Regions from separate parts of the Mus musculus genome. Here region 1 is linked to region 2. The links are chromatin loops, found by intact Hi-C in ENCODE. Cell type or tissue: left cerebral cortex. All regions are shown on one strand. Links, peaks and the distances in the headings refer to the core of each region. The heading gives the core; the rest is flanking DNA.

Evidence for each region. A loop is a pair of places that touch in the nucleus more often than their neighbours do. Peaks named below come from ENCODE experiments on the same cell type or tissue, not always from the same donor. Only the 100,000 strongest peaks of a DNase experiment are listed, where the experiment ranks them.
Region 1: a loop joins it to region 2, with 2.4 times the contacts of the local background. A loop is called at or near these places in 3 of 42 quality-filtered maps.

The regions. Positions count from the first base shown.
Region 1 is chr15:94,395,241-94,411,491 of GRCm38, reverse strand. Adamts20 (a disintegrin-like and metallopeptidase (reprolysin type) with thrombospondin type 1 motif, 20) reads left to right here and starts at 7,142. Exons shown (of 39, transcript NM_177431.5): 1 at 7,142-7,493; 2 at 7,942-8,303. The coding sequence starts at 7,403. In left cerebral cortex, for the core only: a CTCF peak has its summit at 7,332; DNase peaks (open chromatin) are centred at 7,142, 7,610, 8,024 and 9,126; H3K4me3 peaks cover 2,022 bases; H3K27ac peaks cover 1,277 bases.
Region 2 is chr15:94,513,438-94,529,688 of GRCm38, reverse strand. It overlaps Pus7l (pseudouridylate synthase 7-like), which reads left to right. Exons shown (of 9, transcript NM_172437.3): 6 at 152-233; 7 at 1,615-1,892; 8 at 3,845-3,898; 9 at 6,038-7,049. The coding sequence ends at 6,370. Among named protein-coding and RNA genes, the nearest start is that of Pus7l, 22 kb to the left of the region's middle. In left cerebral cortex, for the core only: a CTCF peak has its summit at 8,952 (motif pointing right); DNase peaks (open chromatin) are centred at 8,970 and 11,107.

The DNA of each region.
Region 1 (16,251 bases), core at 4,876-9,875, 120 kb after region 2:
GTGGTGTCAATGACTGCAGTCTCACAGCCGAGAAAGAGAGACAGAAGACCTCTGAGGACATCACTATGGTCCTCAGTGGCAGCAGGGTCCATGGACATCAGTAAGGCTTCAGCCCAGGGACATCCACATGGCCTTCCCTTGACTTTATTTTCGCTGGCAGTGAAATTTCCCACAGCCATTTATTTACATTAACTTTAGCATACAGCTGTGTTCTGGGCATTTTACCTCCGTCTCATTCTCGTTTCTTCCAACCAATAGTTGTGTTATTGACAGAATTAATTTTTCATTGCCTCTGCAAAAGATTAAATATCTTTACACATAATATTCTTGTGGTCCCATCTAGAGACTGACATACTTGGGGATCCATCCCATAATCAGCCTCCAAACGCTGACACAATTGCATACACCAGCAAGATTTTGCTGAAAGGACTCAAATAGAGCTGTCTCTTGTGAGGCTATGCTGGGGCCTGGCAAACACAGAAGTGGATGCTCACAGTCAGCCATTGGATGGATCACAGGGCCCCCAATGGAGGATCTAGAGAAAGTACCCAAGAAGCTAAAGGGGTCTGCAACCCTATACGTGGAACAACAATATGAACTAACCAGTACCCCCTAGAGCTTGTGTCTCTAGCTGCATATGTATCAGAAGATGGCCTAGTTGGCCATCATTGGGAAGAGAGGCCCCTTGGTCTTGCAAACTTTATATGCCTCAGTACTGGGGAATACCAGGGCCAAGAAGTGGGAGTTGGTGGGTAGGGGAGTTGGGGAGGGTTTGGGGGTCTTTTGGGATCGCATTTGAAATGTAAATGAAGAAAATACCTAATAAAAATATTCTTGTGGTCCCACCTTGGTGTGTAGTTTGCTCTTACTGGTGAATTTTCTTGGGTTGTTTCTTTTTTTGTTTCTTTGTTTCTTCCTTTCTTCCTTTATCTATTTGATAGAAGAGCTATTTAAAACGACCTCTGAAATAACCTTTAATTTTTATGGTCTTTAAAGTTCTATGTTTTATTCCCAGAGGACACTCTCTGAGCTAGTGCCACATTTTGAGATTTATGAGCACTCTGCAAATTCTATCGAAGAGATGCATTTCAAGACTCTATGGGGGCCGTTCGTTGTTTTGAATTAAGATTTGGAATTCCTGCTTAGCTGTGGCTAACGAATCAGCTGTGATCAACCAGATACCAGAAGTTCTAAAGTGAAACCTTTGCTTTGCTGGGATAGTGTTGCTGGAGCTGAACAATTAGTAATGACTAAGAAGAGACCAGCATTACTGAAGTGAAATCTCCCGGGGCAGTGTTTTCTGAGAATTAGCACACAGAAGCTGTGTTCCAGACATGGCCAGGGTTGTACCTAGCGCTGGCAGCTGAACATGGTGGTGTAAGAGTCACCCAGGTGGTGCTGGTTTTGAAGATGTAAAGGGGTCATGGAGAGCAGCCAAGGCTTGGCACTGCGCGGCAGGGCTGGGGTCCACAAAGAGAGTCCAGAAAAGGCTATTTGGAGCAGTGCAGTCTGGATGTAGCATTTTGGGGATGCCGTTACCATAGCAACCACCCAAAAGCAGCAGCAGCAGTGGAGCTGAGCCAGCAAAGCTTAGGGAGCTACTGAGGATGGAACTGGGGAAGTGTACCAGGCTCTTCGAAGGAGCCCAGGAGATTGCGAATGGATCCTAGACACTAGAAACTATGTTACTTATACCGTTGGAATCTGGTTTTACTTTGTTCCGATTGTGACTATGTCTCTGTTCTTCTTCCCTCTTGAAATAAGAACGTACTTAACTTAGTTTTGACTTTACCTGACCCCACAGCTGAGAGATTTTTGGATTTTAAAAGAGACTTAGGATTTCTTAAAGGAGACTGAATTTTTAATATGTTTGAGTGTGGGAATTTTTATGTTTGTAAAATATTTTATGTTGTGATGTCAATACTAATCTTGGGAAAAAGCAATAAAGGAAATGTGTGGCCGATCAGTAATAGGAGTATGTGTTCAACTGACAAGGGGTCAGCTGTATTGACTAGTTTCATGACAACTTGACATAAGCTAGAGTCATCTGAAAGGAGACAGCCTCAACTGAAGAAAAAATTACTCCATAAGACCAGGCTGTAGGCAGATCCCTTGTTGTGCTGCCTGTCTTACATCTAATTCTTTCACTTAGGAATTGTTTAAGATTGCATTTTATTTCTCTCATTTTTTCTTCTATATCTCCTTTGAATTTTTATATTTCTGGACTGAAGACTTGTTGCATGTGGTTTTAATCTTCTACCTTTGCTCTGGGATTGGCAATGCTACCAGCGTCCACCCAGCATCTCTTTTGCTCTACCATCCTTTAGCTCTGGAAGGTGACTGTGCTACCAGCCCTGTCCCATTTTCCCTTGAATCCGAGCATAAAAGAAACACACACACACACACACACACACACACACACACAGAGAGAGAGAGAGAGAGAGAGAGAGAGAGAGAGAGAGAGAGAGTGTTTGTTCCTTTACAATTTGCCTTCTTGGCACAATTGCTGGGCGTTACTCTCTCCCACCTAGAAAAGCGTGCCCCTAACCAATGTATTATCTCCATCTCTCCACCTGCTCTAAAGTTCAGTGGCTAGTCTCACCTGGCCCCTGTCAAACATCTTTGACCACCTGCCTGTAGTAGTGGCCACAGGCTTCAGCTCCCCCAGAGACCTCACATGGTTGCTGTGTTCTTCTCCCTCCAAAGCATGGCAGAAAACTCCTCTCTCTCCTTCCTTGCATCTGACTTTTCCTCCGGGAACCTGGGAGTCCTGCCCACACCTTTTTCCTAGCAATTGGCCCTCAGCTTTCTTTACTGACAAATCAAGAACCAATTGGGGGAAAAAGGCATCAGAGCTGCCCCCTTCAAAGACTTACTTACTTCAAAAGTTATCAGAGCCTAATATTTGTCTATATGCAGTTGCTCCACAGCAGTATTGTTTTACTTGCATTATACACACATAAGTTCTATCTCAACTGTTAGAGAAATTCAAGATGGAATTCAAGATGGAAAGAAATAACTTCAAGCACAACAGGAACAATGAAGTGGTGTGTGTGTGTGTGTGTGTGTGTGTGTGTGTGTGTGTGTGTGTGTGAAGAAAAGTTAAGTGTTTGGGAAGGAGAAAAATCACGTTCGTATACAGCTAAGGTAGAGCAGTGCACGCTGGAGATATTACCACAAATCTTAAAGAAACCACTTAAATCACAAAACAAAGAGTTCATCTAAGGCACACTCCGTGGATAAAGGGCTTGCTCCTAAGCCTGCTAACCTGAGTTTGATCCCTGGGATCTACATGGTAGTAGGGGAGAATAAACTCTGAGGCACACACAAACTCACATAGAGAAGCTCACACACAAAATAAATAAACTTAGTTTAAATATTTAAAAAGAGTTTGTCTAGCAGTTGAGATAAAATAGAATCACAAGATATATTCATTAAGTTAAAATGAATACAAGCAAAAAGGGGGAAAAAGATTAATGGTATAAGTAGAAAGCGAACAGTGAGATTATTGACTTGAATGTAACCTTTCTACAATTACAATAAATGTGAATGGTATAAGTATTCCAAAAAAAATAAAAGGTTGTTAGCTTTGATGTTCTGTTTGGTTATTCCTAGGCTATATAAATGTCAATATTAGTATTTATATAGTTATTGAATTGTTTATTTATTACCTTTTATGGTGGGAATATCCTTAGTACCAGGGAAACTGCCTCAAACACCTTTTAATAATGACTTCTCGTATGATTACAATTGACTGTGCTGAACACAGATAAATAAAAGAACAGTGATAATAGAGTGTAATTTAATACATACTAATTAGGGCATGAAATTTGATTTTTCCTCTTTGTACTTGGAAACAATGATAATGTCTTAAAATTATTAACAAATGAAGACTGGAAAGTAGTTTAGTGATACAGTGCTTGCTGAGCATGTGAGAAACCCTGGGCTGGATTCCCCAGCACTGGAGATGGGATTCAACTTTACATAAACAATGTCTTCATAATAGTAATGCTTACAAAAACAAGTACTACTCAACAAAATCTGTCTAACCCCTGAATATATTAGCAGTTCTCATAATGCAAACTGGCTATCGAGCTTGTGTTTATCTCAATTGTCTGAATTACAAATAAAATGTATTTGGTATTAATAAGACTTTAATTTTTTTGAGTTGCTGCTGGTTTAAATAGTATATTAAATTTGAACTGGTATAAACAGTTCAACTCTCTTCTAGTAAAGGCTACATTTGAAACCAAAGAAACCTGGTTCTAACTTGGTGGATATCCCAGAGTAAATGACCTAATCTTTCTTTCTTGTCTCATGATATGGGCAGTGAGTAAATTAAATAAGGTAACTTTTCTGAAGTTTGTTAGGTCTGAGATATCAGAGGAATTCGATAAGTGGTACCTCTAAGAATGAATGTGAGGGGGAAAAAAGTTCGATTAAACAGCCATTGAGATGAGCTCATTTGTGAGAATTTTCCAAGTAGGGAAAGATAAATAAGAGACAACAGAAATGTCCCCAAATCAGACTAATATATGTAAAAAGTATTTGAATTCAGAAAAACCAGTATAGTAATCTATGTCCTATGTAAAAATAAACATTTATTTTCTGTAAAATGAGGGAAGTAATACTGTTCATTATCAAGTTTTACCAAGCTTTGAACCCTATGAACTACAATCATTGGTATGGCGAGCTATGCCTGTAAGTTCATACGTTAGGAGAGTAACTAACCACTTTCTGGCTGGATTTAAGAGCAAATGCATGCTGGCACTGTAACTATGGCTCCAGCGACATTGTTGCAGAGCTCACAGGCTCCAGGAGTGAAGCTATTACTATTATTCTGGTAAGCTCAGACAGTGTCAAACTGACTCTAAATTCCTGTCTGTATCAGTGCAGATCTGATTGGTGCAGATCTGATTGGGGCAGATCTGATTGGTGCAGATCTCAGCTCCTGTTAAGAGAAGTTTCTTCCTGCAGCAGGGAGGGGAGTGGTTAATAGGGAAGCTTGCAATTGGTCACAAGTGTTCGTGGTGTTCTTGGCTATGGATGGGAAACCTATATTACCTCCCCAGCAAGGCTCAGGGCCATTGTGGAAAAGGGGGTGGAAAGATTAGGAGAGCCAGGCAGGGACAGCTGAAGTGAAATTGTCTCCTGGACATGACAGTGTGGCTGCGTGTATACTTTCACGACAGCTGTGGCTGTCTGCATTAAATCTGCATTTAGTTCATGCAAGTCAACGTTCTAGCTTGGAGTGTGACCGGTGCATGGGCACACACCAGCTGTGGACAGGTCATTTCTGGGGGGACAGGAGTCTGTTTTCTATACCGGTGAGTTTCACTATAGTTTAACCGCACTCCAGTGAATGGCCCTATTAACCGCACTCCAGTGAATGGCCCTATTCCCAAGAGTAAGTAGACAATGCAAACTGGACTCCTCCGGAGGCTATTAAATAATAGGACACAAAGTTGCGAGAATACTGGCAAGTTGGGAGCAGACCTGGGAGGAGTTGGGGGCGGGGAAAGGCGGTGACTGGGGGCAGAACATATTGTATGGAATTCTCAGAGGATTAATTAAAATATATCTATAAGATTAGAGTGACACAGACAGCACATGAACTGTCCCATGAACACAATATTTCCAAAATGTCAGATGTGTTGAAAACGAAACGCTCCGTTACCAGCACTGCTTTGATGCTTTGAACCTTCAGCGATGAAAACAAGGTGTCTCTCAGCAGTCGGGTAGCAATTAGTGTGGTATGATTCTGGTTTCGGGTCTTTGTAGGTGGAAAGGCCTGGCTCCAAATGCCAAGATGTACTCAGAGCTGCATGCCATTAAAGTGCCCAGCGTGGAGGATGGTAAAGGTTAAACGCACAGTTGTGGGTAAAGTCCGTTGTTGTTCTCTTTAAGACCACCACATTCTAACCTAAACCTGCCATGCTCTCTAATTCTCTGGTGGATGGAATGGCACTGGTGGGAAAGTGGGAAGGAAAAGAGGAGCGAGTGAGGATTACCATACCACCACCCAGCTGGGGATTTCACCATCAAATATAAGTTTCGACTCTCCCTTCCTGAAACTCTTCTACTACCCGTGCTGCCAACAACAGAAGATTGATACCGGTGACATGGAAGGAGGGAACGTATGGTTAGAGGGCAATTTCCAAGGCCAAGAGCCCAGAGCGCAACAGTGACTGCAACAGTGACTGTAAGCCAAACTGAGCTGCAGTCACCCCGTTGTATCCGTGAAGGTTTGCCTTCCCTGGTTAATGGCCTTGGTTGGATTTCAAGGCTCCCAGCCCCTCTCCCCCGTTTTTTTCCGTTCTGGTAATAGAAGTAATTGCAGATCCTGCAAATCAAACAGGTGAGCTCAGGACACGAGAAGTACCCTTGAAAAGAAGCTGTTTTTCTCTTCATGCTAAAGTTTGTCCGTTGCAGTAGGGCCTGGCCTTGCGCACGGATTCAGAGCTACAGATATTGTTGACGAGAGTTAACATTGACAGAGGGCTTTCTTCACTCGGTGGAGAGATTGGTCCCAGAAACAGGCAGATGTTCCGTGGTTCTTGACATTTGTATGTTTTGGGGAGAGTCCTTTGTGCATATTTAAGCACAAAACCAAAGGCGCAGACAGGCAACAGTAATCACATGTGACTGGAGTTCTGGAGACTCCAATGACCTCCTTGAACTTCCTCAACCAAGAGAGATAGGTTAATGCAGTCATACACAAGTCTTCTAGCTCCGTATCCTCCAAACTCCAGAGTCTCCCTGCACACAGGGACCCTCAAAAAACTGAGCCTCACCACAAGCTCCATGGATAGCATCCGGTTACGGATGGTTATTTTGCGTGGGAAGCCGAATAGGACCTCTCAAACGTGAATTGCATAGGCCCCGGTCTGACACTTGTCATTTCACTCCGTGCTCCTATCACCTGTCAACGTGCGTGGGGTCTGGCTGGTCCTGGGGACGCGGAGCTGCAGCCAGGGAGGTCCCGGTGCGCGCGCCCGCGGGCGGGGCTGCGCGGGGCAGGGGCTGCGCGGGAGGCCGAGCCGCCGCGCCTCCCGCTGATTGGTCGACCAGGTCCTGGGGGGCGGGCCCTCCGCCGCCCCGCGCGCCCCGCTACTCTGGCTCGGTTCCCGCTGGGCCGGGCAGCGAGCGCTTCCCAGGGTGGCGCGGGAGCGCGGGGCGCGCGGGCCTGAGAGAGCCAGGCGGGCAGCGCGCGATGAGGCAGCGGCGCCGGGAGCGGGGACTGGCGGCGGGGCGAGGCGAGCCGGGGTGCAGTCCCGGGTGCTCAGGAGGCTGCTGAGACGCCGCGGAGAACCGCTAGAGCGCGGAGGAGGGCAGCGGAGCTCGGGGAGCCGGCGGCCCTGGGGCGGCCTCCCAGTCGGGATCCCCTCCCCTGTGTGCAGCCATGCGGGTGGCCAAGTGGCTGACCGGGTTGCTCTGCCCGATCTCGCTCCTTCTCACTGGGTCCTGGGAAGTTCGTTTCCACCCACGACAGGGTAAGGTCGCCGTGGGCGCTTGGGCCGGGTGCGAGTGGGTGGTGCAGACTGGTTGGAGACCCCAGGCCACCCAGCTCAGAGCATCCCCGAGGACTTTTTTGGTTGTCGTGGAATCTCTGGGGACACGCTCTCCTGATCATGCGGCGGGCACGCGTGGGGCATGGAGCAGCGTGCATCCGGACAACACGGGTTGCTGGAGGCTGGGAAGAGAAGAGGGGCTGGCAAGGAGGTGGCTGCGCTGGGTGGTGGGTGGCAAGGTCTGTATAGAGCATATAGGACCCGTGGGAAAGCAGTACATGCCCACGGTGCCCAGGTGTGTGCGTGTGTGTATATCTGTCGTGCCCCTGAGACTGACCAAAACTGGGGACCTTGGGTAGGGATGCTTGGCTCAAGAGCTTGTGGGTTGGACAGCGTCGGGGCTTCATAGACATTTCGCTGTGTGTTGCAGAAGCCCTGGTGAAGACTCTGGCCTCCTACGAAGTGGTGACCCCCACGCGGGTCAATGAGTTCGGAGACGTGTTTCCCCAGAACCGGCATTTCAGCCGGAAGAAACGTAGCTCCGGGGTGCCGGAGCCTCCTCCGTTCAGGACCCACTACCGAATCAGCGCCTACGGGCAGCTCTTCCAGCTGAACCTGAGCGCTGATGCGGCCTTCCTGGCTGCAGGCTACACTGAGGTGCACTTGGGGACCCCGGTACCTGGACCAGGCGGGCGCAGCACGGAGTCCCCAGACCTGCGCCACTGTTTCTACCGTGGCCAGGTCAACGCGCGAGAGGACCACACTGCTGTCTTCAGTCTCTGTGGAGGACTGGTAAGCCTGATTGTACCTCCCTATGAGTTTTCTCTGATCCAGGCCAGGGCTGTCTGGGGATTGGGGCATGGTGGGTGGTTCCTAGTAGGTTCCTTGGAGTCCTCAGAGACCACCAGAGAGAGGAGCCTAGACCACAGGCAGAGAGAGAGCATCTTTCATCCATTTGTCACGTGCTCCAGAGGCGCTCAGGAGTGGCCTCTGGGTTCTGCTTCTACAACCTCCGGGCAGGATTTTTATGGGCAGCTATTGGTGCCCAATCCCCTGAATTACTTAACCTTAGTAAATGTGTCAGAAAGGAAGGAAAAATTATTGAATATGCACAATTGAATAAAAAAAGGCTCCCGAGGCTGACAAGATTTGGGGAAAGTTCGTTTTGTTTCTGTATGGGGATGTCCATCCACGGAAGAAGGAAAAGGTAAATGCTAGCTGGATCTGGAAAGGTATGAAATATGTCCACAGATATAGTTGCTAGTGCCAGAGAACTAGAAACGACAAGAATAAACGAGAGGGAGTTTTGAAACTTCACTGGAGGGAGGGAGGGAGGGAGAGAGAGAGAATGAAATAAGACATCACTCCCTTGTTTCATTTGGTTTTTGGTTTTCTTCCTTGAAAACAGGTTCTTAATACCTCCTCCCATGACATATTTAGGAAGTCTGGACCAACCCAGAATCTCTTATCAGGACGGTCATTTTAAGTATGCAGCATCACATTGTTAAAATGAGAGTCAATTAACTAAAACATCACGATAGTACCAAGCTAATTCGTGATGCATGAATACGCACTTGCCTACAAATGCCTGAAATAGCGGAATCTGGCAGTCTCTGTGTTGTTACAGTTCGTGTGACGAGTGAAGCCATCATATTTGAGCGCTAATGTGCTGTGAGAACATCCTATGACGAACAAAGCTGCTCTGTCCTTGGTGTTACAGCCACAGAACTTAGCTACAAGTTTCTCGTGAGCCCAACATTTGCTTAATAAAATTGAACAGATCATACTTTCTGAGAGGTGTTCAGACAGTTGCACAAAGTCAACAGGGTTTATTATGTGTATCAAACATTGGTAGTAGTAGTTCTCTCCATGCAAAATGTAAAGATACTTCCACATGGGTTTGAGATGATGTCCTAGACAAGAGCCTTGGTAGTTACTCCTCTGGCTACTTAGCATTGATGTCCCGTTAACTTGATATAGGCTTTTACATCATGTTGGAAGAGGGCACCGCAGTTGAGAAAATACGCCTACCAGATTGGCCACAGGAAGCCTGTGATGTATTTTCTTAATTAGTGATTGATGTCAGAGGGCCAAGCTCATTGTTGGTGATGCCACTCTGGGGTTGATTGGTGGTCCTGGATGGTGGTAGCACCCTGGGATTGATTGGTGGTCCTGGATGGTATAAGATGGCAAGCTGAGAAAGCCATCAACAAGTGGGTGGTGGTCCTCTACGGCTTCTGCATCAGTTCGTACTTCTAGGTTCCTATCTTGAGTTTCTGCCCTGACTTCCATGGATGATGGACAACAAGCTGTAAGACAAAATTAACCCTTTCTTCCCCGGGTTGCTTTGCTCACGGTGTTTATCATAGTATTAACCCCCTAAGGCAATTGCTAGAATCTTTGGAAAGTCTTCTTATATATTTTTTTCAAGTTAGTATTTTGTTTGTTTGTTTTTGTGTTTGTGTGTTTTTGAGACAGGGTTTTTCTGTGTAGCCCTGGCTGCTCTGCAACTTGCTCTGTAAACCAGACTGTCCTCGAACTCAGAGATCTACCTGCCTCTGCCTCTGCCTCCTGAGTGCCAGGATTAAAGGCGTGTGTCAGTATGGTTGTATTTACCTAAAATACCTCCAATAATTTTTTCCTTTCTGCTGTAGATAAATGTAAAATATTTATGTCATCAATATAGCAGAAGCATCAATAACACAAACATTTATACTTTAAGGAAAAAATTTCTATCTTTAAAGGCTTAAAAATAATGCATAGTCTACCTGGAAGATCAAATAAACACTGTCAGAATCCCGTCTTTATAGCCATTTGTTCAAACCCAGCAGTTTTACTGATGCCATTTAGTTGCTGGGGTTCAGTTAATCCAAGGCACAACTTAAAGCAGTGTTTCTTCCATTTCTGTATCATTAATTAAAAAAAAACTTTTACGAGACTTTGTGTTTACATTTTTTTCTTTTATTATATTAATGAACCTGGATTTTTTTTTTAAATTTTCATTCCTAAGTGTAATGTTTTGAGCCCAAGAGCCAGAAGGGGCTAAAAGTCTTGCAAGTACTTTTCTTGAACAAGTGTATATCTATAATCTATTTGTCTGTCTGTCTGTCTGTCTACCTAACTACACACACACAATATGTTCCTTCTAATGTTTTTTATTTTTATTTCATAAATATTTATCCAAAGATTTTATAACAAAGATTTATATGTTTCTGAACTATATAGTGGATAGGGAAGTAGAGTGTATTATAAAATATTTATGAGCAGTGTGATAATGGCCTATCAAACATACTGATCCATTGATTGACATAGAATTACAGGATATTAGTCCTCATATTCAATTCTTTTTTTTTCTTTTCCATTTTTTATTAGGTATTTAGCTCATTTACATTTCCAATGCTATACCAAAAGTCCCCCATAGCCACCCACCCCCACTCCCCTCTTACCTTGCATAGTGATATTGGTTTTAATCTTATAATGTTGATAAATAGACTAGGGTCTGTATTTAGTAAGTTGGAATATTATTATTACCATGTATGTGGCAGGATGTAACACGTAATATGTTTAAAGACAGAGATCCCTTGCAGCACTAATTCACTCTGCTCTCACATTGCCTAGTGGATCTTATTCTTCCCAGGGACAAACTTAACCACTTACAAGTTAGCCGAATTATTTATTGATGGCATTGGAGCAGTGAAGTCTTGGTTGAAGGAAACAGTTTCCTGATGATATCAAACTGGATGTTGTGCTCGGCTTGTTTTGTATTCTCTCAGAGTATCTTTTGTGGCTATGTAGATTGTATTCTCATAAAGTATCTTATGTGGCCATGTGGATTGTATTCTCATAGAGTATCTTTTGTGGCCATGTGGAGTGTATTCTCATATATATCTTATGTGGTCATGTGGATTGTATTCTCACAGAGTATCTTTTGTGGCCATGTGGGGTGTATTCTCATATATATCTTTTGTGGCCATGTGGATTGTATTCTCATAGAGTATCTTTTGTGGCCATGTGGAGTGTATTCTCATATATATCTTATGTGGCCATGTGGATTGTATTCTCATAGAGTATCTTTTGTGGCCATGTGGAGTATATTCTCATATATATATATATCTTATGTGGTCATGTGGATTGTATTCTTACAGAGTATTTTATGTGGCCATGTGTTTTGTATTATCACAGAGTATCTTTTGTGGCCATGTGGATTGTATTCTCTCAGAGTATCTTTTGTGGCCATGTGGATTGTATTCTCTCAGAGTATCTTTTGTGGCCATGTGGATTGTATTCTCACAGAGTATCTTTTGTGGCCATGTGCATTGTATTCTCACAGAGTATCTTTTGTGGCCATGTGCATTGTATTCTCACAGAGTATCTTTTGTGGCTATGTGGATTGTATTCTCTCAGAGTATCTTTTGTGGCCATGTGGATTGTATTCTCACAGAGTATCTTTTGTGGCCATGTGGATTGTATTCTCACAGAGTATCTTTTGTGGCCATGTGAATTATGTTGGGATTTCTCATAAGAACAAAGATCCAGCCTGCCAATCACTCCTCCCACTGAAGGCTAATTACTAACTAATTAAGTTGCTCCTGTTAAGTGCTAACAGGTAGTGCAAATATGGAAAGTGTATTTAAGTAGCACCAATGTAATCCCATGTACTATTCTACAGTTATGTATTTTATTAATTCATTTATGAGAACAGCTTGCAGGGGGTTGATTCCCTCTTTCCCTCACATAGATTCTGGAGAATCAAACTCAATTCTTCAAGCTTTGTACAGATATCTTTAACCAGTGTGCCATCTATCCAGTCCCTCTGGATTGACACTTTTTTACACAAAATTAATTAGTCTTATAGTTACCCAAAATACTTAAACAACATCGTGAGGGAATTTCTTGTGCCTTTACTTTTAATATTCTAGTGTGTATTTGTCCACATTCTCCAAGAAGCAGATGTTAAAATGTGATTTTGTTTAGGGGAAGTGCCTGTACTAGGGAAACCAAGGAGGGGGTTGGGAGAGCGGCATGAACTGGAAATGAATAAGAAGGAGTACAAGGATGTTGAGTGGATTCTCCTAGCCTATTAGATAGTTCAAGAAGCTTCAGTTGAGTCAGAGAAGACGTTCCTTTGGTAAAGTGCTTGTCACGTGCTTAGGACCAATCCTCAGACCAATGGTTTCATTCTGTAGTTTGTTTAAATAAACCCAGGTGTGCTGGCACGTGCTTGGCACGTGCTTAGGACCATAGTGTGGGAGAGGCAGAGACAGATGGATCCCTGGAGCTGGCTGACCAGCCAGCCTGGACTACCAGGTGAGCTCCAGGACAGTGAGAGACTGTGTCCTGGAGGTAGGGGTAGGGGGCTGGTGAGATGGCTCAGTGAGTAAGAGCACCGACTGCTCTTCCAAAGGTCCTGAGTTCAAATCCCAGCAACCACATGGTGGCTCACAACCATCCGTAATGAGATCTGACGCCCTCTTCTGGTGTGTCTGAAGACAGCTACAGTGTACTTATTATATAATAAATAAATAAATCTTTACAAAATAATTCTTAAAAAACAAAACAAAACAACAACAAAAAAGGGGTATGAATGGTTCTTGAGGTATTATGACACCTGTGGTTGTATTTGACTTCCATATACATGAACACACAAACACACACACATAGTCACACACACACACACACACACACACACACACACATATACACATAGACAGACATAGACAAACATTCACACTTACACACAGAAACACACACACACAACACACACACATACAAACACTTGGGGTTTCCCCCCCCCAAAAATGTGACTGGATGCCAAAATACTGAAATAGCATTCTGTTACGACGAGTGTATGAAATTCTCTAAATACATAAAAATTATATTCGGTGGATACATTGTAACCAGTTATATGATCACCTACTGCCTTTCAGAACATCTTGGCGGCTAGGAGGCCACTCTTCTAAATAATCAGGAAGCTCCCAGGCAAGTGAAAACTAGTTTTGAAGTATTTGCTAGCCAGCACAGCACAGTGTAACCCCACTGGCTTCCTTCCGAATCAGTCTGCAGCATTCATCCGAAGAGAGACAGGATGCTAAAAATATGGATGAGCTAAATATGATTCTATGAACCACCTGTTTTGTCAAGTCCTCAAATTCCTTTCCAGATCTCTTTCCAAGTTTTTTTTTTTTAATCTGAACTAATAGCTCCTTGGAGCCTTTGGCACAACTGTAATGTTACTTTTATTTTTATTATTTAGCAAGAGGTCCCTTCCATTGGGATTGCCTATAGAAAAATTGATGAAAGTAATGATCCTTCATTGATAAATCGGTTTATCAGTGAAATCAGTTTCACATAGGAACAGTCTTCACATAGTTGTGGGAGCTTGGTATTTTACAATTGCATGGGTTCCGAGGAATCCCTGTCCATTGTAGAGGTACCGTTCCTGGCAAGCTAGTCTCACACAGCTTTAGCTGATGGGCGGGTGGACTTTGGCAGAACTGTTCAGTCTCTCGTGGTGGCACGCGTCATGTCTTCTGAGTCTTATTGAAACATTGAAATAGAGAAAAGCAAAAGGATGTATAATGATTTTTAAAAGTTATTTCTTGGGAACAGCGTGCTGTTCGCAGTGGTGCCATAAGTGATCTTTAGCTAAGCTGCAGCCTGGCTCATGTCTATTTGCATCTTTCCCCAAGATACTATCGCATTTCTCCTCCTCAGCAGACTTTTTTTTTTCCCTAAAGGCAGAAAAGGATTTCTTGTGGAGCGATGTGGTCAGATTTCAAAAACAATTTCTTTGTTACCTCTTATAGCATGGACAGAATTAGTTTTCTGGGTAGTGCAGAAATGCTGGAGTCTCAGAACAGAGTGAAAAGTAAATGATTTACGACCGTCAGGTTTTCAAATTTCACACTGGGAGAATTAATGAACCACGGGAGAGGCTATGTCATTAGAAGAGCGTCCAACAAATAAAAATCCTGTAGAGCTTTGTCTTTTCTTAAAAATATTCTCAGAGCTTTATTGTGCCCACACCTAACTGAGTTTCAATTATTTTACTTTGGCTGTGTTGGGGATTGAACCCATGCCCTTATGTTTGCTAAACAGGTGTTCTCTTATTGAGCCATATCTCTAGCCCCTAATTTTAGGTCATTAAACATTTAGTCTGTTATATTATCATGCGACCCTAAGAGAACCTAAACACTTGACTTGTCAGCATGAGAGAAAGCCATGCATAGATACGTCAGAGAAGTCTACACTCTGCCATAATGGAAGGATGTCCAGTAAAGAGTGGAACTACTGGCTAAAGTGAAGCATCTTAACACAGGTGCTCTACCGTGACAGTCACAGGCTATGCACTGGCTGCCATTCCTGGCAATGCCTTAAAGGAATCTATCTTTATGTGCTCACCATCATTTGATGGATTTCATATCCTAATGAGGAATGTTGCCCTAATTCGTGGTGTCTCTTTAGCCATACAATGATATTGTTTGGTCTTTCAAAGTTCTTGCTATGATTCATCAGTGAAACTCCTCTAAGAGTTCATCTGAGCCTTTTTGAGACTGTGTTTCTTATCAGAACTGAAGTGTACCAGTCTGGCTAGACTGGCTGGTTAGCAGACCCCAGAGTTCCTCTGGTCTCTGCATCCCTAGATCTGGGATCACAGGCATCCATCACTGTGTCTGACTTCTTGCCTGGTTGCTTGCAAGGATGGTCCTCTATGTTTGCATAGCAAGAGTTTCACCAACTGTATCATCTCCATAGTCCCTATCCTAGGTATAGTTTTCAATGTATCATGAACTTACCCTATTTTATTTTATTTTCATTTTTCATTTTTCCCTACACACCTATTTATTTTTCTCCTTTTTTATTGGTTGTTTTATTTATTGACATTTCAAATGTTATCGCCCTTCCCAGTTTCCCCTCTGCAAGCTCCCTATCCCATTCCCTCTCCCCCCTGTTTCTGCAAGGGTGCTTCCCCACCTACCCACCCAGTCCTGCCTCACTGTACTAGCATCCCCCTATGCTGGGAATCGAGCCTCCACAGAACTAAGGGTCTCCCCTCCCATTGATCAGATAAGGCCATCCTCCTCTACATATATGGCTGTAGCCATGTGTCTCTCCATGTGTACTCTTTGATTGGCAGTTTAGTCCCTGGTAGCTTTGGGGAGGGGGGTCTGGTTGGTTGATATTGTCGTTCTTCCTATGGGGTTGCAAACTAAGGGATTCTATCAATTTTTATTTCAGGATTTTTATGGTTTTATTTTTAGGAGTTTACACTATCAACTCTTTGGTATTTATTCTGTGTGATGGATTCAGATGTATTCTTTCTATTTATCTGTGTTCTTGATGCAACACTGCTAATTAAATAGTGTGTCTTCCCATTCATTTAACATGCTGCATGCATATGAAGGAAGGTCCTGTAGGACTTCTAATATGGAGACTAGAACATAGTGAGCTGTCTCCATGCTTAGTGAGGCCAAGATATTAGATTCGATCATGGATATGGTGGTTAAATTTGGGATGATTCATTCAATTTTGGTTGTACTGTGGGGGTTGAACCATCACGTTCTGGCCGTGGGCTTGGTGTAAGACAGAAGAGAAAGTTTCATTCTTGAGTGCTCCCAAGTTTTATTTTTTTAAATTGATTTTAAGTTTGCTGTTGGATTCTAGAGTTCAGACAGCAGGTCCTTCTTTGTAAAAACTCGTCCCAACCTTTCATTTTTCATCTCTCGTCAACAAGTTCTGA
Region 2 (16,251 bases), core at 6,128-11,127:
TACATGTGAAGCTGAAGTGTTTGAAGCTTAAGGAGGAAATTGCAGCAACATTTTCAGCCCCTTAAGGATGCCCAAGAATTTGCCTCTTTTTTTTTTTTTTTAACGTAATCGGTTATTTTTAAAAACAGGTTTACTTGGTTAATTTCTCCAGGTGAAGGCCATAAAATTATTTCTTACACCAGAAGACGTGGATGATCCTGTCAATAAAGCAAAGCAATACTTTCTCCGAACTGGTACGTAGGTTTCTTTACTGATCTGTAGTAGTACAGGCACACACTAACGCCCCGCACGGGCCTCTCCTCCAAAGTGCACACACTAAGAAACAGCAGAAACAGCTGAGCTGGGAGACCAAAGAGACCGAAGAGATGGATAGGAGGACTTTGCGTTGCGAGCCATTTTATAGCCCGACACAGGTACTTCATTTTGGCCACCTCACTTGGAGTTTTGTCTATCCTAACTGTACCTTGGGGGGTAAGGAGAGGCAGGAAGTACTTCCTGAATTTCCCTTCGCTATAGGAAGTCCTAGAGGGGGTGATAGGATAAACCACAAGTGAGGAGTGGGGTGTCTTTGGCAGGCTGTGGCAAGCAAGGTACCCCTGAGAATTTATACCAGGCAACAGAACTGGTGTGAGAGGTTTATTGGGGGAGGGGAGAGCTAAGGGGGACATGGCGGGACATGGCAGGGGGAAAGAGACAGACAAGAAGACAGGGAGACAGAGAAAAGGGCAGGGAGAGGGGAAGGGGGAGGGGGAGAGGGAGAGGAGAAGGCAGAGAGGGATCTGGAGTGGCTGGAGGCCCTTTTATGTGAGGTACTCGCCTGGCAGGAGGTGATGACATAGCAGCTGCTAGGTCCCTGGGAGCAGGCCAGTGGGATAGCCTAAGCTAACAGGGAGTCCACTTCACACCTGGGGCCACCAATGGCAGTAGGACCCCAGCAAGCATCGCAGCCCCTGACTGGGTCTGCGACCTCGAGTTTCTTAGAATTGTTTCTGAGGGGCTGTTGTGTATTCCTGGCTCCACTTTGAACACTTCAGTCTGATGTGTATATACAGAATCGTTCACAGGTGCACATAGGCAGTGCGAGTCTCCTGCCAAGGATTCTGTAGCTTTAGCACACCCAAGAAGTACCCAGTACGTTTATCAAATACCAGTCACGAGGCCCTCCGTGAATATGGTGTTTGGAGCTCAGCAGTGTACATTTTAAAAAGCGTCCCATTAGCTAGGCTACAGATTGCTGCTGCTGATTCTGCTGATGTTCCATTGGATGTCCACAACTCTTCCTTAGGAACTCCCAGACCCCTCCAGCAGGCCCGATTACTTGATCCTTGGTGATGGGTTCTTTTTGTTTAGCAGTCTTCTGAATTAGATTAACTCTGCTCTAAGTGAAGGGGTCTGGTCAGCCATTCCTATTGCTGGGTTCATTTGCCATTTCTTATTTTTCAACGAGAAGAAAGGCTTAAAAAAAAAAGCAAGCTTTTTCAAGCATAATTGGGTTTAATCAGTAGTGCTCAGTGTCTCCACAAAGGATTGCCTTTCATTTATGCTGCCTGGAAAGGCATCCCACAAGCAGCTCTGCAGTGGGAGTGGCTACGGCTGATTTGTTCTTCATTTCAGAGGATGCCAAAGGCACTCTTTCACTGATGCCCGAGTTCCGGGTTCGAGAGCGTGCGCTGCTGGAGTCATTGCATCGCTTTGGAGTGACGGAGGAAGGCTGTGTCCGGGCCTGGTTCTCCTTCCCCCATTCCATGCGTATATTCTACATCCACGCATACAGTAGCAGGATTTGGAACGAGGCAGCATCTTACAGACTGGCAGCCTATGGACCCAAGGTGGTGGAGGGGGACCTGATCTGCTCGGATGAAGATGCGGACAAGCATTTCCCAAGCAGTAAAGTGAGTACCCGCCACCTGAGGTGACTCGCCACACCGGGGATGGTAACTCTGTTTGCTTGACTCCTTCTGACCACTGAGAATCAACCCATGTTACTAAGCAAAGAAACAGTCAGAGAGAGGTACAGAGTAAAAGGTGGTAAAGTTTCCCCTAAAGAGCACACTTCCAAAGACACACACACACACACACACACATACATACATACACATACACATACACACACACACACACATTCATACATACACACACATACAAACACACATACATACACACATATACACACACAGACACATACATACACACACACACATACACACATACACATACACACACACACACATTCATACATACACACACATACAAACACACATACATACACACATATACATACACACACACACATACATATACACACATAAATACAAAGACACACATGTACACACACACACATATACACACACACACACACACACATACACACACACACATACACACACACATACACACACATACATACACACACACACACACACACATACACACACACTTCCAAACACACACACACACACACACACACATACACACACATTTCCTAATACACACACATACACACACACACACACACACCCCTGTACATGGTCTGCACAGGGCGGTCCTCTTAAAAACAAGAGTGAGCCGTCCAGAGCGGGCACGCCCACACCCCTCAGCTAGGTGCTCTCTCTTCCCCGTCCTCCTCAGCCAGCATGTGCCCTCCAGCTTCCTCTCTGCTTTCCCCCCAAGAAAGTTCCGTCATGATGCTATGAGGATATGGCATGCTAGAAAACTCGCTTTTCCCATTTCTTCCCTGTCCAGCTGGCATTTTTACCTCCTTGAGTTCGAACTAAATTAGTGAAGCCGAACCCCGTGCTTCTCTTAAAGTTCAAATAGTAGTGTAAAACAAAAGGAACAAAGAGTTTTCCTCTGACATTATCTTAAGTCAGTTTCAAAACGTGGTTAAAAACAGGGACGAGGCCCTGAGCGGTAGGTACTTCATCCCGAACACTGTAAAATCGTTAGGTTTTGGGGAGTAAAGGGTTTCAGATAGACAGTCCTTTAACTCCCATTCTATAGAAATGAGAGCTGAGGCCCAGATGGGAATCACCAATGTAGCTTACCTAAAAAGACCTAGGAGTCTAAGCGGGTCTGGAGGAACCAGAACGTAGATCTAGGAGTCAGGTGATAGAGATACATCACGCCCAGCACTTCAAAACTAGAGGAAAGGTCGACTCTGAGCTTTGCCTAAAGAAAGCTTCACCTAGATGAACACTGGACTCCGTATCTACAAATAGTTTCAGGTAATACAAATCTACTTCAGACTAATAAGAAGAGAACCCAGCATGGAGTTATCGGCCCAACTTCTGAAACCCATGATCTATTCAGGCACCGAAATGTCTCAACTCCGACCTCTGCAAGAGTAGCAAGCTCTCCTCACAGCCGAGCATCTCTCCAGCTGAGAACGGCTTGCTCTGTGATGCTGTGAGCCAAGCTTTTTAAGCGTCATATATCACACACCTCCTTCCTTCCCTTCCTGTCCACGGCGCCTACAACCATTCTCTGAAACAAATACTGGCAAACAGCACCCTGGGTACAATATGGCTGTTTCCTGGGGATTGGGTGGCTGAAGGGCAGGGCTGGCTCTGCAGAAGCAGACGTTCAGTTCGGCAATAATTCATTGGTGTGGGAGGAAAGCCTTACCTCACAGCGGCCACGGCTACAGCTTGCCCACTTCAGTAGTGTGTAGTCAATGCAGAAAGGACCAGTCTGTTTTTATGTAGTGGGCTTCTCTGGAGATGGGGATTATAAAGAGATGGTGTTTGAGTGTACGTATATTCAGTGTGTGAGTCAGAGTCAGGGAACAGTGAGGTAGGTAGAGCACTTGGGAGCTACTCATTTCCATTGTATTTTATAAAACTAGGTTCATCTGGTGACCAAAGAAGAGGAGTCAGCGCACACATATGCACTGCACCAGGTAAACGTGGTGACAAGTCACTATCACTTTAAACGTGGTGACAAGTCACTATCACTTAGATTTAAATAAGCTTGTCGGCTAGAGACAAATCTGATCCCCCCCTCCCCCTTCTTAGGTAACTTTTAGATTAAGTAATGATTTATATCCTAGTGACTTATGCTTCTTTGATAAATTTATGCTTATAACAGATTTATTATGCTATCATTTACATCCTAAAAGTTTAATTTATGTTTGCTTCTGATAAGCAGATATAATCATACGAACACTGAGACCTGTAGTAAGAGCAGTTCACGTCTCACTCAGACTTCCCAGAGTTCACGTCTCCCTCCAGTGTTTCCCAGCGTCTGACCGTTAGTCCTGTTTCCAGGGTTGCACTAATCCTGCTTCACGAGAATCACCAATTTACTTTTGATTTTGTCTTACCGTGCTCTGCCCTTGGAGTAAAATGTCACATAAATAGTGCCGCACAGCATCTATGTGGCCTTTGTCGGACCTTCCTACACCCCAGCTTCTAAGTCTGTAGGCCATGACCCCACCGCGGAACGTGGGAGCTGTGAAACCTTCGGTGGCAGCCGAGGTTTCTGAGTGCACACTGACAGAAAGTTAGCCAGACACCAAACGCATAATGCACCCAGGGTGTTTGTAGAAGCGTTCACTGTTCACCAGTGTTGTGTCATGTGACCTCACTGCAGACCAGGTTCTGCGTCACAACACACGGCTCTGCACTGTGAGCACTGCATGCTCAGCCATGCAGGTGGTGATGATGAGGAGGATGTTAGTGATGGTGATGATGGTGGTGATGTTGATGTCGCCTGAAACACCTCAGCTCAGATTCCAGGCTATTACATATTAACCATTGTAGGTTTTACTGTACTTACAAAATTTTTCTGTTTTCAAAAAACGGATGTCTTACTTCTGGAAAACAAGGACTTAATCTTTTTCTAGCATCATCCGTCAGCATGTAAATATCAGGTTAACGTATGCTTGGGCTGTATCACACTAGAACACATGATTTTAAAAGTTGCTGTTCTGGTTGCTGACTTTTAAGAGCGACAGTCAGCTGATATTGACCTGGGATTAGGACGGAATTTTCAGCAGTTTCTGAGATGGCTCTAAGTATACTTCTGCCATTCTGTGCTATGTGTCTGCATATGTGTGAAGCAACACGCTTGGCGGTGAGGATTGTAGAATACAGATATCCGTCAACTCTGGAAAACACTGAAGACACTTCTGTCCCACACTTTCAAATATGCAGCCAAGATTTAATGCTCCCGATGAAATAAACAGCATTAATCTCATTAGCACGCAGATTTCTTTAATAATTTAATGATAATTGTCTTTAATAAATGACAGAGTTATATGCATAACAAAAAATCATCCTGAGATATAACTTGTATGATTTATTACCAGCCAATTTCTGGCTTCTATGCCAATTTTAAAGAGTTACATACCTAGGGTAACATACAAATTTCTTGGATAATAAGGGTTACAGTTGAACCATGTTTCAGAAGCCCAGCCGTAGCCCAGGCTAGGTTCATACCCTGCTTCAGCCTTCTGCATGCTGACCTAGACCCTAACGTGCCTGGCTTATACATTTGATGCCTTTTGCCCATTTTTCTAAACACCTTTTCACATTGAAGTGTAGTGTCCAGAAGTCAGCAGAGGGGCCACCCTTAGGGAGCACGGCTTTACTCACGGACATGCAGCCAACAAAACAAAAATACTCTCTGGTGCCTGTTTGCTTTTCAAAAGAAGGAATCAAATTGTCACCCAAGTTAGCAGGGCTAGCAGTAGAGACTGTCCTGTGTGTCACCGAAGACTTCGCTTGTAGGCTTGCGTGCTTTCAGAGAGTTGGTCTTTACTGGATACATAAATTTGTTTTTGAATTACGGTTCCCCCAGTGATATCTGATGCAAGCTGATTACCACAGCTCTCCTGACTGCTTGGTTTTAGCTAGCTGTTTTCTTTATCAGATAACATTATAGCTAGCCTAGGTAACACCCAAAACAAGCCAGCTGTCCTATTTATAGCCTGACACTGTCTCTACAAAGCTGGGGGCCAGTCATACAGGTGAGAGATATGGTCGCGTATCTTTCTGAAGGCTAATCCACAGGCCGTGGTTTCTCCCTCCCCTCCCAGGTAGTTCTGCCCGTGCTTGGATACAACGTTCAGTACCCGGAGAACCAAGTAGGGCGGTGGTACCAAGAAGCCCTCAGCAGGGACGGACTGCAGGCCTGTAGGTTCAGGGTGCCCGCCCTGAAGCTGAACGTACCCGGATGCTACAGGCACATCGTGAAACACCCCCGCAACGTGTCACACCGACTAGTCCATCCTGACCCCGCCACCGAGGAGGCCCGAGTGGAAGGTCCCCACTCCGATGATACAGCCTCATCGCTGTCCTTGTCCTTCGACCTTGACGCTTCGTGTTACGCTACTGTTTGTCTGAGGGAAATGATGAAGGGCGACATTTAAGCTCACACACCCTGATGTCACCGCGTGCGGGGCATTCGGAAGCAAGGGTAGCCGCGGTTCCAAGGGCTCTGCCTTGAGCTTCGCGGTTCTCGCTCCTCACTTTTCACAGTGTCCTGAGAGGTCGGGGTGTGATGTATTAACGTAAGCACCGGTGTCTTAAGTTTAAAGCTATATGACTGTGCTCTCTAAGGTCATGCTTCAGGGATTTTTCTCCGGTCGTGAAAGTTCTAGGTCTTTGGAGCACCACTCTGAGCACGGGCTGCTCCACGCCACTCTTGAGAGGTGGAGAGAGAACAGCGTCCGCGCTGCTTGGAGAGGTGATGGCGAAACCTCGGTGCTTTTCTCCCGCACTGCCTCCTTTCCACCGCGAAGTGGCTGGTGTGACACCGTGCAAGGGCAGTATCTGTTCTCATAATGTATTTATGAGATACTGAAGATTTTATTTAAAATTTTTATACTAGTTTTTTTTTTTACCTGTTTTCCTAACCGTTTGTTGTTTTCTACCACCTAAAACTCAGATTTTATACTCCTGTCGGTACCCACGTTCTATTTCTAACACATACCAACGACATTGGAAATGGTAGTGATTCTCTTTGAAAAATAAAGACATTCTCGATTTCTTGAGTTACTATCGAATTGTCTCTATGTTTTATGCTGCAAAAAAGAAAACATATTGTCCATTTGGAATGTGTTGGCTTGCTTTAATTGTCCCACACCATAAGTCATCTTTAACAGCATGATATCATTTAAGTTCAGGTAGAGAGGTGACGTATTTACCAGGAAGACTTTTCCCGATGATCATTTCATTGCCAGTAATATATCGTGATGAAATTTAAAAATCTGTGTGGAATATTGCAGACCAGCAACAGCAGATTTTTGTATGTCTATGCTAAATTATACCCATTTAAGGAATATTAGAGCTAGGAGATAAAATCCAAAAGAAGCAAAAGTTTTCTATGGAATGCAAAATGTGATTTTTGCTGCATTTTCTTCTGTATCGGTGGAACTCAACCTGTGTGGGTCATGACCCCTTTGGGGGTCAAATATCAGATACCCTGCATTTCAGATATTTACTTTATGATACATAACAGTAGCAAAATTACAATTAGGAAGTAGCAACAAAATAACTTTATGGTTGGGGGGTCATCACAGCCTGAGGAACTGTGTTAAGGGGTCACAGTGTTAGGAAGGCCGAGGACCCCGGTTCTGTATATTAGAGAGCGAATCAGAAGTCAACTCAAAGTCCACCCGTAAAGAACATAAGTGAGATGAGCTGAGTCAGATCGTTAGCAAGCGTAGTTACTATAGTCGCTGATGCACATTTAGTAGCATTAGAAAATGTTTTAGAGGAGCAACACACATATTTGACACATGCCGTGCTCACCAGTGAAGCTTATTTTAGTGCAGACAAAGCTCCGTTCCAGGCATCGCATATGCTAAGCAAATGCAGTCTCTCAGCTATATTTGTATTTCTTTCAGTATCCTTTCAATTAAAAAAAATTATAAAAGAATGTTAAAACAAAAACAAAACCCATAGCCACTGGGGACCAGCTGCCCCAGCTCCTGTTTGTTCAAGACCCTGTGCTTCCTGATCAACAGTAACAGAGGGGACATTAACACAGATACCACTGTCATCAGTTAATGTAAGTACCGTGTGTTGAGAAGAGGCCGGGAACTCCACTGCTGTTACACGTCTGCAGGCACAACTTGGAAGAGAAGAAAAGAAAATGGCATTCTATTAAGATGATGAGTATTCAATTATATGTATATATATATATACATATATATATACATATATATACATATATATACACACACACACATATATATGTCAATTTTATGTGTGTAATGTAATAACTATATATATATATATATATATATATATATATAATGGCCATATATGATAGGATATTACATGGTATGTCATATGATATTACATATCATCTTTGTTACCTTTCTGTTCCTGCCAGGAAAAACCTTAACAAAAGCAATTTAAACGTGAAAGGGTTTATTCTGGCTCCCAGGTCCAAGGTGCAATCTGTCATGGCAAAGAAGTCATGGCAACAGGATCCCTGAGGGCTCAGGTCACCACAGTCAGGAAGTAGGGAACAGCAGGGATACTTGTCACTCACATCCTCCTTTTTATACAGTCCAGGATCCAAGCACTGGGAATGGCGCCGCCTGTTGTGGGTGGGGCTTCTTGCCCCAATCCCTCTAAACAGGATAATTCTTCACATGTGTGCTGAGGGTGGTTGTCTTCAAGTGACTCTAATCTCCTAAAATTGACAATCGAGATAACCCATTACAGCTGCTTCAGCAATCTCAAAATACAAATGAAGTTGGATATTATGGTACCGTTAGTTTTTAAAGTGGCCCTCATGATTTTAGCGATGACTGAAAATGAAATGATACTCTATAAAGTAGCAAAACTTGGGAGGGGAGGGATATTTTCATTCCCTCAGTGAAATTATATTTTATGAATTAAATATGAAAATCAGTTATATAAAACTTAACCTAGTGTTCTTTTAAATAGCATTTCTTAGAGCCTGTCAAGCATTTAAAACATGCTGTCATCAATATTCCTGTCTTGGCCTGTAGGTGGCACTGTAAGCTTATATTTCTCATACAGTAAACGGAGCCAGCAAAAAGCATATCTTTGTTATCCATCATAACTAGAACATTATTTAGCTGTTACGCATACCGAAAGTCGTTCCATTTAACAGTATTTGGTATGAAATATATTTTTTAATTCCAAGGACCTTATTATGTCTTAAGAACCAACTGATGATAGCTTCATAAGCATAACCTTTGCTCTAGTTTTAATTACCAAGGTTACATTTGAGACTAATGGTGCGTAAGGACCAGGAAGGTGAACAGTCTTAACTTTGAGGTGTTTTGCTGTATTACCACAGTCAGGGGGTGTGAACCCCCGGCCTTGCTCACCCTAAGCAAGTGCTCTGCTGGCTGAGCTGAGAGCCACACCGCATCTTATCAAGGCACAACTGCCTTGTTTTTGTTTGTTTGTTTTGTAACTTGTAAAAGTTGAAATCTCGGTAACTTTAGACACAGTTAACATTTATTAGCGTTGTATAAGTATCTCTCATATTAATCCATACTCATCCCAACCCCCATTGGGAATGTAATATTTCCTGCTTTGGGCAGTTTAGAAGCCTATCTGAGTGATCTGTCTCAGATCAGACAAGATGTGGTGTGGAATTGAACTTGACCATGCTTCCTAGGTGTCTTACATAAGGTCACTATTGCAAAAGCAAGTTGGGGAGGAAAGGGCTTATTTCACACAGAGCTCCAGGTAACAGTTCATCAGCAAAAGCCTTGAGGGCAGGAAGTTAAACAGGGCAGGAACTAGAGGCAGGAGCTGATGCAGAGCTCATGGAGGGTGCTGCTTACTGGCTGGCTCCTCATGGCTTGCTCAGCCTGCTTTCTTATAGAACCCAGAACCACTAGCCCAGGATGGCACCACCCACAATGGGCTGGAACCTCCCTCTTTGATCACTAATTGAGACAATGCCTTATAGCTGGATCTCATGGAAGCATTTCCTAAATTGAGGCTCCCTCCTTTTGATGACTTTAGCTGCTTTCAAGTTGACATAAAACCAGCCAGGACACCAGGTCCTGGCTTTCCCCAGTGTTGCCTTCTGAGAGCAAGCTCTGTGGTAATAATTTCTCTGTCTACAAACTTAATACCGTCTTCTGCTGCTGAGCAGGCACATGGTGGATGTCTTGAGGGAGAAATAATATTCTTTCTGAGATGCCAATCTAAGTAGAAGATCCAAATTATTCTGGTGTCATTCACATATTTGAGTATGTTCCACAGGGGTATATTAAAATCGCTATAGCTGATAGGAAACCGAGTTGATACCTGAGGCAATTCTAAATGTCACAGGAAAAGCTGAGTGACGAAGTTTAGTCCTAATTCAGAGCTAGCTTCTCTAGTCCTTCCAGAGGGCATTGTGCTTAAAGAAGAAGCGAGTCGACTGATTCTAGTTTATACACATGACTGGCATCTGCTGGTTCACTTTATTATTATTATAATATTATAATTACGTTCATATTATTATTATCATTATTATTATCATCATCATTATTAATTATTCTTTCATAAAATACATCCAAACCAGTTTCCCCCCTCTCCATTTCTCCCTGCTCCTCCTTCCCCTCTTCCTCTGTTTACCTTCAGAAAAGAACAGAGCCCCCAGGATGTCAACCCAACATAGCATAACAAGCCACACTAACACTAGGCACAAACACTCTTACCAGGGCTGGGCCACGCAAGCTAGTGGGAGGAAAAGGGTCCCAAGAGCAAGCAAACGAATCAGAGACTGCCCCACTTCCACTATTAGGAATCTCACAAAAACACCAAGGCTAACAACCATAACATAAGCAGAGACCCTAGTGATGACCCACACAGGCTCCGGCATTGTTCCTTCAGCCTCTATGAGCCCTGCTTAGTTGATTCCGTGGGCCGTATTCTCCTGGTGTCCTGGACAGCTCTGGCTCCTTACAATCATTCCTCTGCCTGCCACAGGGTTTTCCGGAGCTCCAAGGGGAGGAACGTGAAGGCAGAGTCACATTTTCAATGGAAGCTACAGACACACACTCGAGTGGCTCCAAGTTGAGGGCGTTCTGGAGATGCAGAAGGAAAGAAGATGACATCTGGCTTGGGACGCTAACAGTGCTTCATGCTTTCCGGGTTTTTATTTGGTTTGAAATGCCACCTACAGAAAGAGTAGCTGGCAGACTGAACCGCAAGGAGGAAGGCAAGCGCAGGCTTCCGGTGGATTTCTGGTTCCCCAAGTGACCAGTGGTGTGCCGGGGGCCGCTCCCAGCGCCCCTTCTAAACCCTTAAATGATACTTGTATTATCATGTCTAAGAGTTTTGAAAGGTCTTCTTAAAAATGTGCTTGAAGTAGTACGGGTAAGGCTGCTATCTAAGAGTGTGTCAGTTTAAAGAACAGGGAGTGGTCTTAATGGATTTGATCTCCTGCAATTCCTGTTTGATGCGTCAGGAACACCTCCAAGTAAAGAAAATGACTCTACTCTTCTTAAGCAATTCGTTTTCTCACTCTGAGGCAAGGAGTTAATTTACGCTGCCTGTTAGGATGGGCTGTCTCTTACTGAGAAATGTCGCAGTTCCGGGAAAGGGTAAAAATAGCCATGGACTTTAAAATTCAGACGTTAGAAAATGTGAAATGCGAGATAAACGATAAGTTTCCTTAATAAATACCCAAGTGAACTACGAATATAGAAATAAAATCCCAGTTATAGGGTGAGAATTAGACATGAGTTCAAAGCAAGAGCTCTTGGGTTACTTTAAAAGGGAAGGGGTCAAAGAATCGGTCTCCCTAGCTGAGGCCAACCGGGCAACAGGGCAGGGCGGTGACTTTTATACCAAGTCACCCGACTCTAAGAAGCCTTTGTGGTGTTTTCCTAGTCTGGGTAAGTCAGGATTCTGCAGCTCTCAGTACAATAGGATCTTAATTTTGGCTTTGGTTGTCCCCCCCCCCCGCCCTGCCCCCCACCCCCCCCTCCCCCCTGCCAGCTCAGATTGTAAAGGACTGGTGGTTTTCTCTTTGTTTCGTTGTTGTTTTTTTTTTTTAGGGGAACAACATTTTTTTAGGGGAACAACATTTTAAAGTAACCCAGGGGTGGATCTCCTCTCTGCTAATGGCACCGAGTTCAAGGAGCGATTTCCAACAGGTTGAGCTGAGTCCTTTAAAAAAAGAATTCTTTTCCTCGGGAGGCAGCGCATGGCGTGGGCGTGGTCAAGGGCAGCCTGCGGTGGTTGTTGGTTCTTCAGAAAATACCCTATGGTTTCTCTTGTACATGGGGCTTCAAAGGTCGGTAATGGAAGCAGAGAGTAAGAGATGGTTACCAGAGGCTTGCTGACAACAGGGGCTAGAACGATGTTGGTCAAAATACTAAACTTCAGTTAGACACAGAATTAGTTCAAAATACCTGCTTTAAAGCAAATACGGTGATTGTAGTTAACAACAGTCTGGACCTGGAAATCGTGAGAGTAGGTTTTGTCCTCGCTACAAACCAAAGATTCAGTAACGGGGTGATTGGCTTGGTTTAACGGTTCCACAATGTGTGTGTGTATTTAAAACATGCTTTATACCATAAATATACAATTTGTAAATTAACAAAAATAATGAAATGGAAAAAAACCTATGAAAACAATTTAATAAATAAGCATAATTTAAATGTTTTATTAACATATATATTAAATATACACAACTGTGTTTCAGGATGACACTTCCCATGCGTGTAACTAGTGTACTGCAAACACATTTACACATTGTTACTTGGTCTCGTCTCTTCCTATACTTACTGGTTTATTTTATTCCTCTTCCCCTTAGAGACAGAGAGAGAGAGAGAAAGAGGGAGGGAGAGACAGGGGGAGAGGGAGAGGGAGAAAGAGAGGGGGAGAGACAGGTGGAGAGGGAGAGGGAGAAAGAGAGGGAGGGAGGGAGGAGAGAGAGAGAGAGAGAGAGAGAGGGAGAGAGAATGTGAGGAGAGGGGAGAAAGGAAAAGGAGTGTGAAGAGATGAGAGAGGGAAGGGAAAGAGAGAGAAAAAGGGAGGGAGAGGGAGAGAGAGGGGGGAAGAGAGAGAGAGAGAGGGAGGGAGGGAGAGGGAGAGAGAGAGAGAGAGAGAGAGAGAGAGAGAGAGAGAGAGAGAGCTAGTCAGTATTTAGTGCACTGGCTTACAGTAGCATGGTCCAGGGGTCGATTCAGTACCATGAGCACCATGCTGGTATCTACATGACTGAAGAGAATCTTTCTCTCTCCCACATTAAACCATGAGTTGCCTGGATACATTCTCAGGGGGGGGGGCGGGGGGATGTATCCCATAAGCACCCTCCTTTTCCCTGACAGGATACTGACCGGCCCAGACTGGTGCAGGCAGTCAAATTAGTTGTGACTTGAGGGGTGTGACCACTTTGTTACACCTGTAAGGGTTTCATTTTCCTCTTTATGTAAGTAGGTTAATATTCTAACTTGAAATTATACATTGTAACAGGCCCGCAGACCTTGGCATAATTGATGCCAGGTTAGAAATAATACTTTGTAACAGGCCCACAGACCTTGGCACAACTGATGCCATGTTAGAGGCACCATTCCCATCTTAAAATCATCACATAGACCCCCAACACCTGCCAAAATGAGCACAGAGTCTTATGCTATAATTTTTGGCTTCTGTAGTTCTGCTTCTTGCTAACTGAAGTGTCACAACCAGGATGTGACTTTTGTGCCTAAAGGCAAAGGGCTGTAAGGCTTGGGGCAGCATGATTTGGGCACAATCCCGTGCAGCTGCCAGCCAGCAATGCTATCTTTTTTTTTGCTTTTGTAGTGTCCCTGTGGTGGTCTCTGCTGGGCTTCCCTCATAACAACGTTCGTTCATTTCTGTAATGTGTGCAGATGCCATGATGTCAAGGGGCAGCTTGAGTCAAGGGACACTCAAAGGAATGAGTTCTTCCAACACGTGGGTCTCTGGGAAGGAACTCAGCTGTCAGGTTGGGTGGTAAGTGCCTTTACTGGCTCAGCAGTCTCGTGGCCTGAATGACAATGTAATTTGAATGAATGAATCAGTGTAACATGTTTCTCAGTTAATGACCAAAAGAGTAAATACCACTAGCCACTATTCCTTATTCATTAGGTTTATGGGACCTTTTGAAGAAACGTCTGAGGTTAACTTTACAGAGTAGAATGTGCTGCCATATGTGTGGTTGTATGTGTATTAAACAATAAGAGCAAGGGACTGGGGTACACAGTCATTTATCACGTAACTAGGATCCAGGATGAAGTGGAGCTCCTAATTTTGAACCTTGAACTATAACTGCCTCTAGCTGTCTTCATTCCCTAAAAAGACTAGATCCCATCCCAGCGTTATTAAAAGTATCCTGCATTGTGTTAAGGCATTAGAGGCCTCAGCCCAACTGAAAACACATCGTTCATTATATACATTAAGTTGTATATTGCACACTGCTAGAGAGAGTAGAGGAGTGCATGAAGATGAAACGTCTTAGTGCCTTAGACCATTCTGCACTTTCAGGACACATTGAAAGCATGCACTGGGGCTGGAGAGAGGGCTCAGAGGTTAAAGCAATGACTGCTCGCTCTCCCAGAGGTCCTGAGCTCAGTTCCCAGCAAAACACACATACAACAGGGAACCTATATAAAACTATACGCTTATCTCTTTGTGCATTTCTCCATTTTCCTCTCGTTTTAGTTCACACCCCCACACTCTTTACCTTCACTTGAAAAGTGATTTCTTTCCTACAATAGCCATGAGGCATCATAAGTGGGTAATTTCAGATGACATTCCCATGATCTCTGTTCTGTACCAATGGCTATGTAGTTTCCTCCAAAGAGTTGCTAGGAGCCAGCCTTCAACTTTGGTGTCTTTTTGGATTTCACAGTGGGTTATGCCCTTGCCCCTATAACCCCTCACAGCGTATCTGACTGTTCCTCGGACCTTGTTTTTCTCAGAAAAGCTGGAGGCTACCAGCTGATTTTTCTCTGTCTATTTTCAAACGCTTAATTTTTTTTATCATGCAACCATTTTTCCAGATAATATGTTCAATAAAAATATTTTGAAAATATAATTATTTCACTGGCAGTTGAATGGGCTTTCTTGGGAGCTATTGGGACATAGTCCTACACCCTATACACCGTCTTTGATAAGACAAGTGAACAAACTTGTCACTTCCATCCCTTAATTACTGTGTCTATAATACTGTGTCTTCTAAGACATGAGTTAGAACATAGACAGGTCTTTATTTAAACAACTCCCAGGGACTTCTGTGAACATGGTGGTGCAAGAAGGCAAGTTTCTTGTTCTCCTAAAAATCATGCACAGACAATAAAGAAAGGGATGACGTTGAAATCCTGGAGACAACAGAATAAGCAAAGGTAAGGTGTGTGTGAGCACCACCCGAACCAACCTGTACCTGGGAAAAGCCGTGTGACTGTAAGGTAGCATCAGAAATCTCCGTTAAAACAGACACCCTCTTCCCTCTTTCTGTGTATGATGTGTGCATGTTTGTGTGTGCGTGTGTGCATGAGTGTCTGTGTGTGTGTGTGTGTGTGTGTATGAGTGTCTGTGTGTGTGTGTATGTGTGCATTCCTGCCTCTGTGTGTGTGTGTGTGCATGTGTGTGCATGTGTGTGCATGAGTGTGTGTGTGTGTGTGTGTATATGTGTGCATGTGTGCATTCCTGCCTCTCTCTCTCTGTATGTATGTGTGTGCATTCCTCTCTCTTTCTCTCTCTCTCTCTCTCTCTCTCTCTCTCTCTCTCTCTCTCTGTGTGTGTGTGTAAAGGTCAACACTGGGGAATCTTCACCAATATCTCTTACTCTCTGAGTCAAGCTTTCTCACTGAAACTCGAGCTTACTGTTTCCAGCAGAGGATCCTCTTGTACGCCCTTTTCTGTTTCCTCAGCACTGGGTTATTGCCATTGCCATTGCCACAGCCGGCACACATGGATGCTGGGATCTGAACTCAGATCCTTCTACCTGCACAGCAAGCACTTCACCCATGGTGCCAGTTCCCCAGCCCTGAAAGTGCATTTCAAAAGCAGCAACAAGCCCTTTCTAAGTAGAAATGTTGTATCATTTATGTGTAAGAAATTAAGCAGGGCTAAATCAGGTTTGGAGCTAGAGAGTCAGCAAACACTGTGGAAGCAAAAAAACCTTAATGTGAGAAAGCTGGCAACTTATTGTGTTTTCTTTTTCCTAGCCAACTGTCAGGAAATCCAAAACTTGATAACAAGTAATAAAGGGTTAGGGGTGGATACAACCTTAGTGCAGGTGGTTTAATGTGGAAGACAGCAGCAGAATTTATGAGCTGCTACAAAAACA